Regions from separate parts of the Mus musculus genome. Here region 1 is linked to region 2. Evidence: chromatin loops called from intact Hi-C (ENCODE). Cell type or tissue: gastrocnemius. All regions are shown on one strand. Each heading gives the region's core, and the rest is flanking DNA. Links, peaks and the distances in the headings are about the cores only. Region 1 overlaps Sulf1 (sulfatase 1). Region 2 overlaps Sulf1 (sulfatase 1).

Region 1 (5,380 bases), core at 169-5,168, 82 kb after region 2:
TCGGCTCACCTCAAACTCAGTACTTGGAACTTTTGATCATCCTCCCCTCCCTGCAGAGTGCTGGGATTATAGGCATATGTCGCTATGTCTGGCTGTCCTCAGGATCATATTTCTGTGCATGCTATTCTCTCCTGCCTTGTTCCAAAGTGCCTCACAGACACATAGAACCCCGTAAGATGTAGACCAGTGAGTCCCCTGACACGCAGAAACAAATGGAAACACCCACCTAGTGTTCTGGCAAAGTTTGGCTCACAAAGTACGTGCTATGGATTCATATAGAAAGGCTGTGAGGAAGGACTAAACTTTGTAATTGTAGAAGCAAAAGTGGAAAAAAGCCATTGCAAAGTTCACTGCATCCCCAGCAAGAGAAGCAGCTTGTAGGTAGCATAGTATCCTCCAGTACTTACTTCAGATGTATTGTGTTGGGTTGGCTAAAACTAGAGAGCATTCATTGAAGAGTTTTGTCTGTTTGTTCCTACAGCACAGGGTGACTCCTAACCCCTCACCTCTAAATGCTGGCATTACAGGCATATGCCACCATATCTAGTCACCAATGAGTCTAACCCTGTATTTTTCCCAGCAATAAATTTATAACTACAAGACAGAGGTGTTCTTGGGGATAGAGCTATCACCAAGGCTTAGGAGGGCAGGGCTCAGCTTGGAATATTACCCCAGTTGCAGAGGTGGTCTGTGATAAAGCCATGACACTAAACCAGTGGGGGGAAATAATTGGTTGCTGCTTTCCTAATTATGAACATACTATTTGGAATATTTAACTGTAGACTTAAGAATAACAGGGGAAATTGAAATAATGTGACATGTGAATCTCCATCTAGAGCAAAACGCAAAGCAGTGATAAGTCTTAGGAAAAACAACTCTAAAAAGACAAATTACTAAGAGGCTTATTTTGGGAGACACCCAGAATACACAGGTTTAAATGAAATGAATCGATCCAGTATTATATTTACTCTTGTATGACATGACTTTCCTCTTTCAGAACTTAGGCATATTTTTGGACTGGTTGTAGCCTAAATGTTTCTAACTTTACTCATGGAAAATGTGAGTTCATGAAAGCCAAAAGTCCAAGAAGGGAAAAACACAGCGCCGCACCTATTGCGTTCTGTCCTGAGGAATGAAGTGAGAAAGGCCATGGCTTGTCTGTCACAAAAACTCAAGCGTTCTGCCTGAAGTCTGCTAAAAATTATGACGGGATAGATGTTAGTATAAAACTGAGCCCCAAACCATAAGGTTAAAGAGAAAAATCATGCATGGTGGGGAGGCTGCGCTGAGTGGAAGGGAAAGAAACCAAAGCAAAGCTGAAGGGTCACGGCCACTTCTCTCTCTGCCCACGATCTGCCTGAGGAATGCACACCAGTTTCCTGACATACAGTTTTTTTACCTGTCCAAAATTACACTGCAGGTCTGCTATGCTTGCTGAAATTACCTTGATCCTTTCAATTATGTTGTTAAAAAATGCAGTTATAAACAGTATAGGAAATCACATGAGCTGAATTTTTGACAAATCTGTTCTATTTCATGCTTTAAGTGGAAGAAATCTGCAATGAAAATTTTAATTAATTGTGGGCTGGTATCTCACTGTGTTTCACAGGCTGGTCTTTGACCCCCATTCTCAAGCTATCCTCTCAGGTCAGCCTCCACTACAGACAAATGGTGCCATACTTGGCTTTGTTGTATATTTTCTTCCTGTGATAAATTAATTTACATAAAATTACCTATGTTTTCATTCTGTGCCTTTTTACAGATTTATTTTACTTGTATGAGCTTGTTTACTCTCTAGTAAAGGAATTAATTGAGAGTTTTCTAAGGTAAGACAAGCTAATACTCTCATTTGTATGGATGATGATGTTATAGATTTTTATTAGGCACAGAAAAGTGAAATGTTATATATATCTATTGGACCAAGGCATACTGCGGGTACACCAGACCCTGGGATATAAAGAGGCAAGAGTCCATTCTTCAAGATGCTTCCACTCCATTTGAGTAGCCCAAATTCATAAGTACAGATGCATCACAAAGTAACACAGTTCTCAATTATGTCATAGTCACTACAATAAAAGTGCCTCAGGCATTAAAATGTCATGACAACATCATTCACTATACTAAATAAGGTTCAATTTTTCTAAGCACCACATCTTTTACAGTTACTATGATGTAACAAAGGATTTTCTTCAGACAGTGAATGCATTTTTTTCTAATGCAGTAGATTAACCTAAGCAGAAGTTGTATGACACCTCCCCCCCTCCCCTGACACACACACACTAACAGTTATAATCCAGTCTTTCTTACTTCTTCTTTCCAGCTTCAGCCACTACCTTACACAGCTGTGAAGGCCAGTGGTAATGCCTAAAGGAACAAAATGGTTCTGAAAGCCATGTCCACGTTGGGTAACTCTAACAACACCGTTACTGGAAGGAGGAAGAAAATTCAGTACTTATACCCAAGCCATTGGCATGGTAGTATGGACCTGGGAATCAAGTTCACTTTAGAGAGAGACATAGGTGAATAATACGCATGGAGCAGATTGACTGGAAGCCCATAAAATCAAGTGTAGAGCACTGCCAAGACATTTTATATCCAGAGAAGCCAGGGGATGGTTAGAGATGGCTGGAGGCTCCAAAATGATGAGACTAAGTTGTGCTGCCATCCTGGGCCTGGGCACTCTTGCAGTGAATGTGGTCGGCAACAGCACATCTGGAATCCTGAATACATTTTTCACACTCCATGAACACAAAGACTTGGAGGCAGTTCTGAAGGCAATGGCAAGAACTGTTAACAGACATGAAGGCGTCATTTATAAGGGAAGGATTAAGGCAAGGGGCACTCACTGTAGTAATGGCTAGAAATGGTACAAAGTGACCTAAAAAGTCCAGCCACGAAGGAAAGGCAGGCATGACTGGGCATGGCTGCCCTGAAGGCGGGAGCACCGAAAGGAGCGGGGAAGGTTTGAAAATCAGCTAAGGAAAATGGAAACCACAGGAGAGATACTTGGTTTCTACAAAGTAAGTCATAGAGCAAGGTGTCCTTCAACCAGAAAATGGTAAAGTACTTAAAATATGGGATTGTGTGAGAAGCCCCAGTATATGTCAAGCACTGTTTTAGGTCCTTTACCTCTTGATCAGGCTCTTCGGCCCACACAACACCCTACCATTATGCTTCTCCCGCTCAGGTTCTTCAGAGCGGTGTAGGAAGGAGGAGATGGGAGCAAGCCTTTAGGTGCCTGCAAAGCCTGCTCTCAGCTACAAAGTCCAATTGCTATGCTATGCTCTTTTACAAAACCTCTCTGAAAGCAAATGGGTAAAAAAGTAGGGTGAGGCCCTTAGGGATAAGGAGGAAGACAGAGCAGGGCAGGGTTAAGCACAAGCTCCCAGCACAGCCTCTTTCTGAACTCAGAACGAGCAGGAACAAGGGTCTGGGCTGCTTCTCAGATTGAATTCTACTGTGCTTTGTTAGAAAGGGGAAACCATTTTGTAATTCTAGCCTGGAGAGGAAGCCAGAAGTGTCACACAGGCAGACACCTGACATTTTGTTCTACACTCATCAACCTGATTGGGAGCTGGGCAGGATCATCAAACTACAGACACTGGGTAGGTGGGGCACTTGGTCCTTCACTTGCTTACACGGTCCACAAGAAAACATTCCTCCAACAAAGAAACCAGCATACTGTGCATCTTTTAGTTTCTATTCCTTCCTTCCTTCCTTCCTTCCTTCCTTCCTTCCTTCCTTCCTTCCTTCCTTCCTTCCTGATTTATCTATCTATCTATGTTATGTGCATTAGTGTTTTGCCTGCGTGTATTTCTTTGTGAAAGTGTGAGATCCCTTAGAACGTGAGTTACAGACAGTTGTGGGTGTGGGTATTGGGAATTGAACCCAGGTCTTCTGGAAGCATAGTCAGTGCTCTTAACTACAGCGCCATCTCTCCAGCCCCAAAGTGGTATGTTTCTCAGACTCAAGTCAAGATTCTTTCCTTTTTGTTTTGTTTTTTGTTTTGTTTTGTTTTTTTCTTTTTTGTTTTTTTTTTTTGTGTTTTTTTTTTTTGTTTTGTTTTGTTTTTTTTTTTTTTGAGACAGGGTTTCTCTGTGTAGCCCTGGCTGTCTTGGAACTCACTCTGTAGACCAGGCTGGCCTCGAACCCAGAAATCCACCTGCCTCTGCCTCCCGAGTGCTGGGATTAAAGGCGTGCGCCACCACCGCCCGGCTGAGATTGTTTTCAAAGAAAATAACGCTTAAGGAATAACATAAACTTAAGACACCTTAAGGAACTATATTCTATAGAAGCATGTTAGAACAAATCAGCTTTTAAATTTTGAACTAAAGTACAAACATATTTTTTATTAAGTCCAGAACGTATAAACTCTCTGGAATATACTTGGTACATGAGGCTCAGTGTAGGAAACATTGGTGGAGCCCTGTACTGAACAGGGATGGTGGGCAGGCCACAGGGTGAGGCAAAAGTAGACACAGAGGTTCATTGCTCTAGTCTTAGCACTTAGGAGACAGAGTCAGGAAAAATGACAATTCAAGGCCAGTCTGGGTCACATAGCCAGACATTGCCTCATAGATAGTTAGATAGATAGATAGATAGATAGATAGATAGATAGATAGATAGATAGATGCATACATACGTACATACATGGATACATACATGGATACATAGATAGATGACCAAAATAAATAAATAAAGTAGAAAGAGTCTATCAAAAGGGACAAAGCTTCCTCATGAACCAGACTATGATTCCAAGAGGAAAGGGAAGGCGCATTAGAGCTACAGGGTACAGAATTCAGGGTTCAAGACAAGTCTTTGAGGGAAACAGAGTTTGCCCTGGCCTTGATTCAAGACCAGATTGGGATAAAGAAGACAGTAGAAGTGGAGTGCCTCTCTGGGGTGCTCTACTCGGTGAGGGAGGACCTGGAAGCTTAGGAAAGCTTGCTCTGTGGATATGTGAAAAGCAAGGTGAACTTCTCTGTGGAGATTTTGTGACTCATTGCTCAAATAAAAAGCAACACAATGTAATTTTGTCACCAAGAACGGCTTTCAGTGCCCCAGTCCTCACATGGCTATCACATGCCTGATCTCTTAGTCTGACTTTCTCCGTTTCCCAGTTGACTGAACAAAGGAATATATTCTGCTTTTATTCCAGGCTGGCCCTACGAAGTAGATCCCCAAGAGCACTCTGATCATGACAATCCATGTATTTCAGTTCTACATACATTTACTGGAAATCAGAGTGTGCAGATGTCACACTGACCAAGCCTGAGAAACTGTGTACAGGCGAAGCTCGGGGGACACCGTCATCTGATGAATTTCCATTTCTCTGTCACCTTTCAAGACCTAATTTCCTATCTCTGCATATGTTTATGAT
Region 2 (5,380 bases), core at 320-5,319:
GAACAGAGCACCGGGTCCGGGTTTAAGAACGATCAGTGTTTACAAAGTACTTGGCCTCAGGAATGCCTGGTTTTCCAAAGCCCACATCTTCCTCATCCATTCAGTCCTGCCACAGCTACCTACTGTACTGGATGCTCCAAGCGCCAGAACCGCATGCCTGGAAACCCTGACTCCCTCCCCGCCTCCTCCCTCCCAGCCGGCCAGCTGCAACTCAGTTTGTTTGCGGAGGTTTGCATACTCCTATTGGGTTGCCTGATGGTGGTTTTTTTTTCCCAGTCAGTTCAGCAGTGTCCCGAAATTCACCCCCAGTGGAACTTGTGCCTCTGCTCCTCCTCTTCTTGGAACTGCCTTTTGTTTGTCTGGCAGAGCTGGGTCTATGGGGGTGTGTGATGATAATAATACGCCGGGCTTATATAACTGCATCTTGCAAGCACTTCGCAGTCAGTCCCTAATGAATCTTGGAACTGGTGTCAGGTCGGGCAGTTTTATCTGCAAGTTGGAAATCCGAGGCCCAGAGGCCAGGAGAGAGGGCGGCTGGGATCAGAGGCCAAGCCTCCCTCCCTGGCTCCTGGAGCCCCGCAGAGGTCAGGGCGATAAGGAACAATGACTCTCCCATTCAGGAGGAGGAAGGAAGTCCCTGCTGCCACCTAATCTCTGCTCCTCTGCTTCTCCCCTGCTCCCGAGCCTTTTCTCTAGAGAAGACTTTCAAGGCGACTTTTGTAAGTATGATGATCTACTTTTGCTGAAAAGAAAACAGGTTTTCCTTTCTGCCTCTTGTTCAGTTTATGGTTTTGTGATCCTACCCCTACATGAGATGCTTAGATGATGGAAAACGTGTCTCTAGCCAAACTTCACCACCCTCCCAGTTTGGGCTCTCCTAAAAATACTAGAAGAGAAAAAGATTTCAGACGATAATTCACTTGACAAAATAACACCCGGAAGAGGCTCTTAGATTGACCAGTGCATTCTAGTCTAGCCTAGCCTGGCTACATTACAAGCAGGCTGGCTCCAAGTCCTTACAGGAAGGAACCTGGTTACTCACTTGGTTCATTGGGCAATGCAGAGATTGTAACTGTCTTCATTTTCAGTTTCTCTGTTTCGGCTACTCACAATTTCAGGTAAATATAATTGCTTGACGTTTCTTTTTATACTATGAAATAAACTTTCACAGGAGGCTTGAAACTTCTGCTGGCTTCTGTAAACATAACAAACACAGTGACTTCAGTGGGCACATTAGCTTTCATTAATTTTTTTTCACTGTAGACCAAATGGTTCAATATTAAAGACGCATGGACAAAAGCAACTTAAGTGCTGGCAAAGCCCAGAGCCAAATTATTAAACTTGCTCTCCATAAAGAATGCATCATTCATAAAATATTCAGCTCGGGGATGTGGCATGTGGCTTTTAGATGTCACCTCTCTCCAGCCCTGTAGAGCAACAGAGTGAGGTGCATGCTCTGAACAGGTAGAACTACTGTTGCTAACGGAAGGCCGTGGGAATAAAGTTCTGTTGGAGGTAATTGTATAATTTGCATTGGTAAAGCCATGACTGTATCTCCTCATATCATGAGAAATGGAAAATTATTATTACTCAATACTGTTTTGTGAAAGAAAACTTAGAAATCTACAAGGATGCCTAAGGTTGAATGCTCTAAGCATTGTGATTAATCCACTAAGCTGTCATTTGCAGCACTAGACAGACTTGTGTCCTGTATAACAGAGTTGTGCGTATGTGAGTAGCTCTCTCTCTCTCTCTCTCTCACTCTCTCTGTGTGTGTGTGTGTGTGTGTGTGTGTGAGTAGCTCTCTCTCTCTCTCTCTCTCTCTCTCTCTCTCTCTCTCTCTCTTTTATGTGCAAAATGGACCAAATAGAAAGATTCCTTGTCAAGTTTTAAAGATTTCCTTTAAGTCAGATGTGGTGGAATGCCTGCAATTTCAGCATTCAGAAACCTGAGCCAGGAGGATCGTGAGTTCAGGACCAGCTGAAGATACATGGAAGAGCTTGTCACAGGAAAAAAAAAATGCAAAAACGAATAAGTCAATTATTTCAATTAAATTTAAAATTCTTATTTAAATTATATTTCTACTTCAAATTATCTGTGACTATCAAGAAATTGTAAGATACAATTGAAGCTGAGCCCTAGTTCTCTTACCTCTACATTGGGATGAAATCCATCAACATTCTATGTCAGGCAGGGTCTACAAAGACCAGCCCTGTCATGTCAACCTTAGCCTCAGTTACAGCAGAGGGGACACAGGCAGATAAGATTCAAGTCGGAGTTTGTGTCACTGTCACCTGAGGACCAGCAGTAAGATAAGGCAGCAGCAAGACCTCTAGGAAATGAGCCAAAACTCCACATCCCCAGGGGATGAGTGTTGGAAGGACGAAAGGAAGTGCACAGAAAAGTATCTAGTGCAGGAAGAAATACAGAAAAGTATCTAGCAAGGAAATCATATAAAAAAGTATTTAACAAGGAAGTAATATAAAAATAATTATCTAGCACGGGAAGTAATGTAATATAGAAAAGTATCTAGCATGTAGTTTGAACACTGCGCTATTTTAGTACATTTGGTGCTTTCCTATTTGTTCTTGCTTTCATCTTTTTTAAGATTTATCTTTATTTATATGTGTGCCTTTGGACCTCCTGGAGCTAGAATTACAAGTGATTATGAAATACCTGATGTGGATGCTGGGATTTGAACTTGGGTCCTCTGGAAGAGCGAGCAGTAAGTGCTCCTTCCAAAGTCCTGAGCCATTTCTTTAGCCCCTGCTTTCGTCTTTTACTTCACTTCTTCGATGGATAGATGGCACGCTGTGTTAAGCAGTAGCAATACTCAGGTGGGTAAAGTGTCTCGTCTTGGAAGAGTTGTTGTTCTGAGGAACAGATCAAAACAACAGATAATCCCATAATAGTTAGCTTTTTTTATATATCTGAAAAGGAATTGTGTTCAGGATTGAGAGAAGATGCCCAATTCAGACTGTTACTTCTGCCTGAGGAAGCCAGGACCTTTCACAAGGTGATGGTGATGGGCTGGGCTTCAAACAATAAGCAGCTGACGGGAAGAACTTTCCAGAAAGGAAGAGCACTGATGAACAATACAGAGAGGTAGACTAGTCTATGAACTAGTCATAGCCTGGTTATTGAATCCAAGAGAGATATGTCAGCACAATGTTAATTCTAGTGAGGCACACATCCACAGACGAGCTTCTGATCTGCAGTTTATAGCTCCACCAGAATATATTACTAAGAAACTTGCAGGTATTACTAGTTTATGTGCACAGGTATTTTGCCTGTATATGTCAGTAAAGGTACCAGATAACCCATAATTGGTGCTACAGACAGTTGTAAGCTGCCATGGAGGGGCTGGGAATTGAACTGGGGTCTTCTGGAAGAGCAGCCAGTGTTAACTGACTGAGCCATCTCCCCAGCCTCTGATAGTGTTAATTCCTCGGGCTGCTGTTCCTGCAGCAAACCCAGGTCAGTGGGGGGAAGCATCTGTGGCCCAGAACTCCTACTCCTCCATGTCCACTATTTTGGGGTCTGCTTTTCACTCAAAGAAGAGACAAAAGAATTTTTGTAGAGCTGGGAAATGGAAAGCAGATGTGACTCATAGTTTAGAAATATTCTTGCTTATTTGTATTCGCGGTACGGGAGATGAAGTCTAGGACCTTCTAAATGCTAGGCAAGGATTCCACCCCAGAACTACACCCCGAGTCCTAGAAAGATTTTGTCTGTGTCTCCTATTGACCATATGAAGTATGGGCTGTGCAAAGGCCAGTGAGCAGAACTCTGCAAACTAGGAGAACTGAGGAGAGACCATTGCGATCAAATGGGAGGTGTGAGGCCTGGGCTGTGAAGGTGGACAACAGACTAAGATTCCAGACATTTTTTGAAGGTATAAAATTCATAGCATGGGCCTGGATGAACAGAATGAAGGGACAGAACATTTCTAATGTAGTTTCAGATGTAGGCAACTGAGTAGCTAGCTAGAGGAGGACACAATGGAGCAAAAGAAGGTGCAAGCTGAGAATAGAGTTCATTGACATTAGCAGTTAGTAAGGAATTGTACCATTGAATAAAGATAGAGGGGTCTCTCTCTCTCTCTCTCTCTCTCTCTCTCTCTCTCTCTCTCTCTCTCTCTCTCTCTGTGTGTGTGTGTGTGTGTGTGTTTTAAGATGTGTAAGTGTGTGTGAGCACATGCATGTATTTATGTGCATGTAAGTGAGGTATGTGTAAATAAGCTTTTAAGTATGTGTCTAAGTGTGGGGGTGTGTAAATGTGTGTAAGCATGTATGTGTGTGTGTGTGTGTGTGTGTGTGTGTGTGTGTGTGTGTGTGTGTGTACCAGAGGACATCCTGGGTTGTTTGTCTTCCTCAGGCACTGACTGCATCCACCTTGTTTTATTTTGTTTTGTTTTGGAGACAAGGTCTCTCACTGGGACCTGGGACTCACCAGTTAGGCTAAGCTGGCTAGCCAATCAGCTCCTGGGATCCTCCCAGCACTGGTATTACAGGCTCATGCCATTGCCATGCTTGCTTTTTATTCTGAGCCTGGAGAGTGATCCCAGGTGCTCACACCCAAATGGCAATGCTTTGTTGACTGAGCTATCTCCCCTGCTTCATCTTAAAAACAGCTTTTTAAGCGTATAAAATTAGCAGACTTTCCTCTCTATGCAATGTTGAGTAGGAAGGTAAAGACTACTCCCTCTTCTGTGTTAATGTTCCCAAGAAAGGTCTGTATCCTGGCTCACTGGATTTGTTGCTTAACTCTTGGTCCCTGCTGTCTGTCTACTGGACTATGTTCTCATTGACTTCACAAGAGATAGGCCATGTCTAGGTGCCCTTAGTTTAGCCTTAAAGGAAAAAAAATGTTTGCTTTCACCTTGCCATGAGCACTGAGCAGAGTGGAGCACTTTCTGGAGCATCATATATTCAAGATTTGGTGCTATTTGCCCATCCAAAAGAAGGCTTCTCCCTAGGCGGCTTGCGCTTCACTTTGGAGGAGGCACCCCAAGACCAAAGCTTGTATTTCATTACCTGGCCCAGAAGAGGACTGCAACCATTTCTCCTGAATTCCACCAGCCAGGTCGAGCCACTCCTCAGCAAAGTGTGGGAGTACAGAGGAGGGGCTGGTGACATTTATAATTGACTTCTTTAAGGACTTATTATTTAAGTACATGCATATGAGGAGAGGCAGATGCCGCCAGAGTTCTTGGAATCGCTTGGGATAGTTAACAGGTGGTTATGAGCTGCTTAGGTGGGAGAGGAGAACCGAACTCAGGGCTTCTGTAAGAGCACTGAGGACTTACTCACTAGGCACTCCATCCAGCTGCGGCCGTTGGAAGGCAATTTAACATTTTAGGCAAACAGAAAGGCCTGCT

The links. Peaks named below come from ENCODE experiments on the same cell type or tissue, not always from the same donor. Only the 100,000 strongest peaks of a DNase experiment are listed, where the experiment ranks them.
Region 1: a loop joins it to region 2, with 4 times the contacts of the local background. A loop is called at or near these places in 3 of 42 quality-filtered maps.

What each region holds. Positions count from the first base shown.
Region 1 is chr1:12,799,756-12,805,135 of GRCm38, forward strand. All of the region lies in intron 5 of Sulf1 (sulfatase 1), which reads left to right. Among named protein-coding and RNA genes, the nearest start is that of Sulf1, 110 kb to the left of the region's middle. In gastrocnemius, for the core only: no CTCF peak of the experiment used is centred there; no DNase peak of the experiment used is centred there.
Region 2 is chr1:12,718,065-12,723,444 of GRCm38, forward strand. All of the region lies in intron 1 of Sulf1 (sulfatase 1), which reads left to right. Among named protein-coding and RNA genes, the nearest start is that of Sulf1, 28 kb to the left of the region's middle. In gastrocnemius, for the core only: no CTCF peak of the experiment used is centred there; a DNase peak (open chromatin) is centred at 2,337; H3K4me3 peaks cover 3,272 bases; H3K27ac peaks cover 3,607 bases.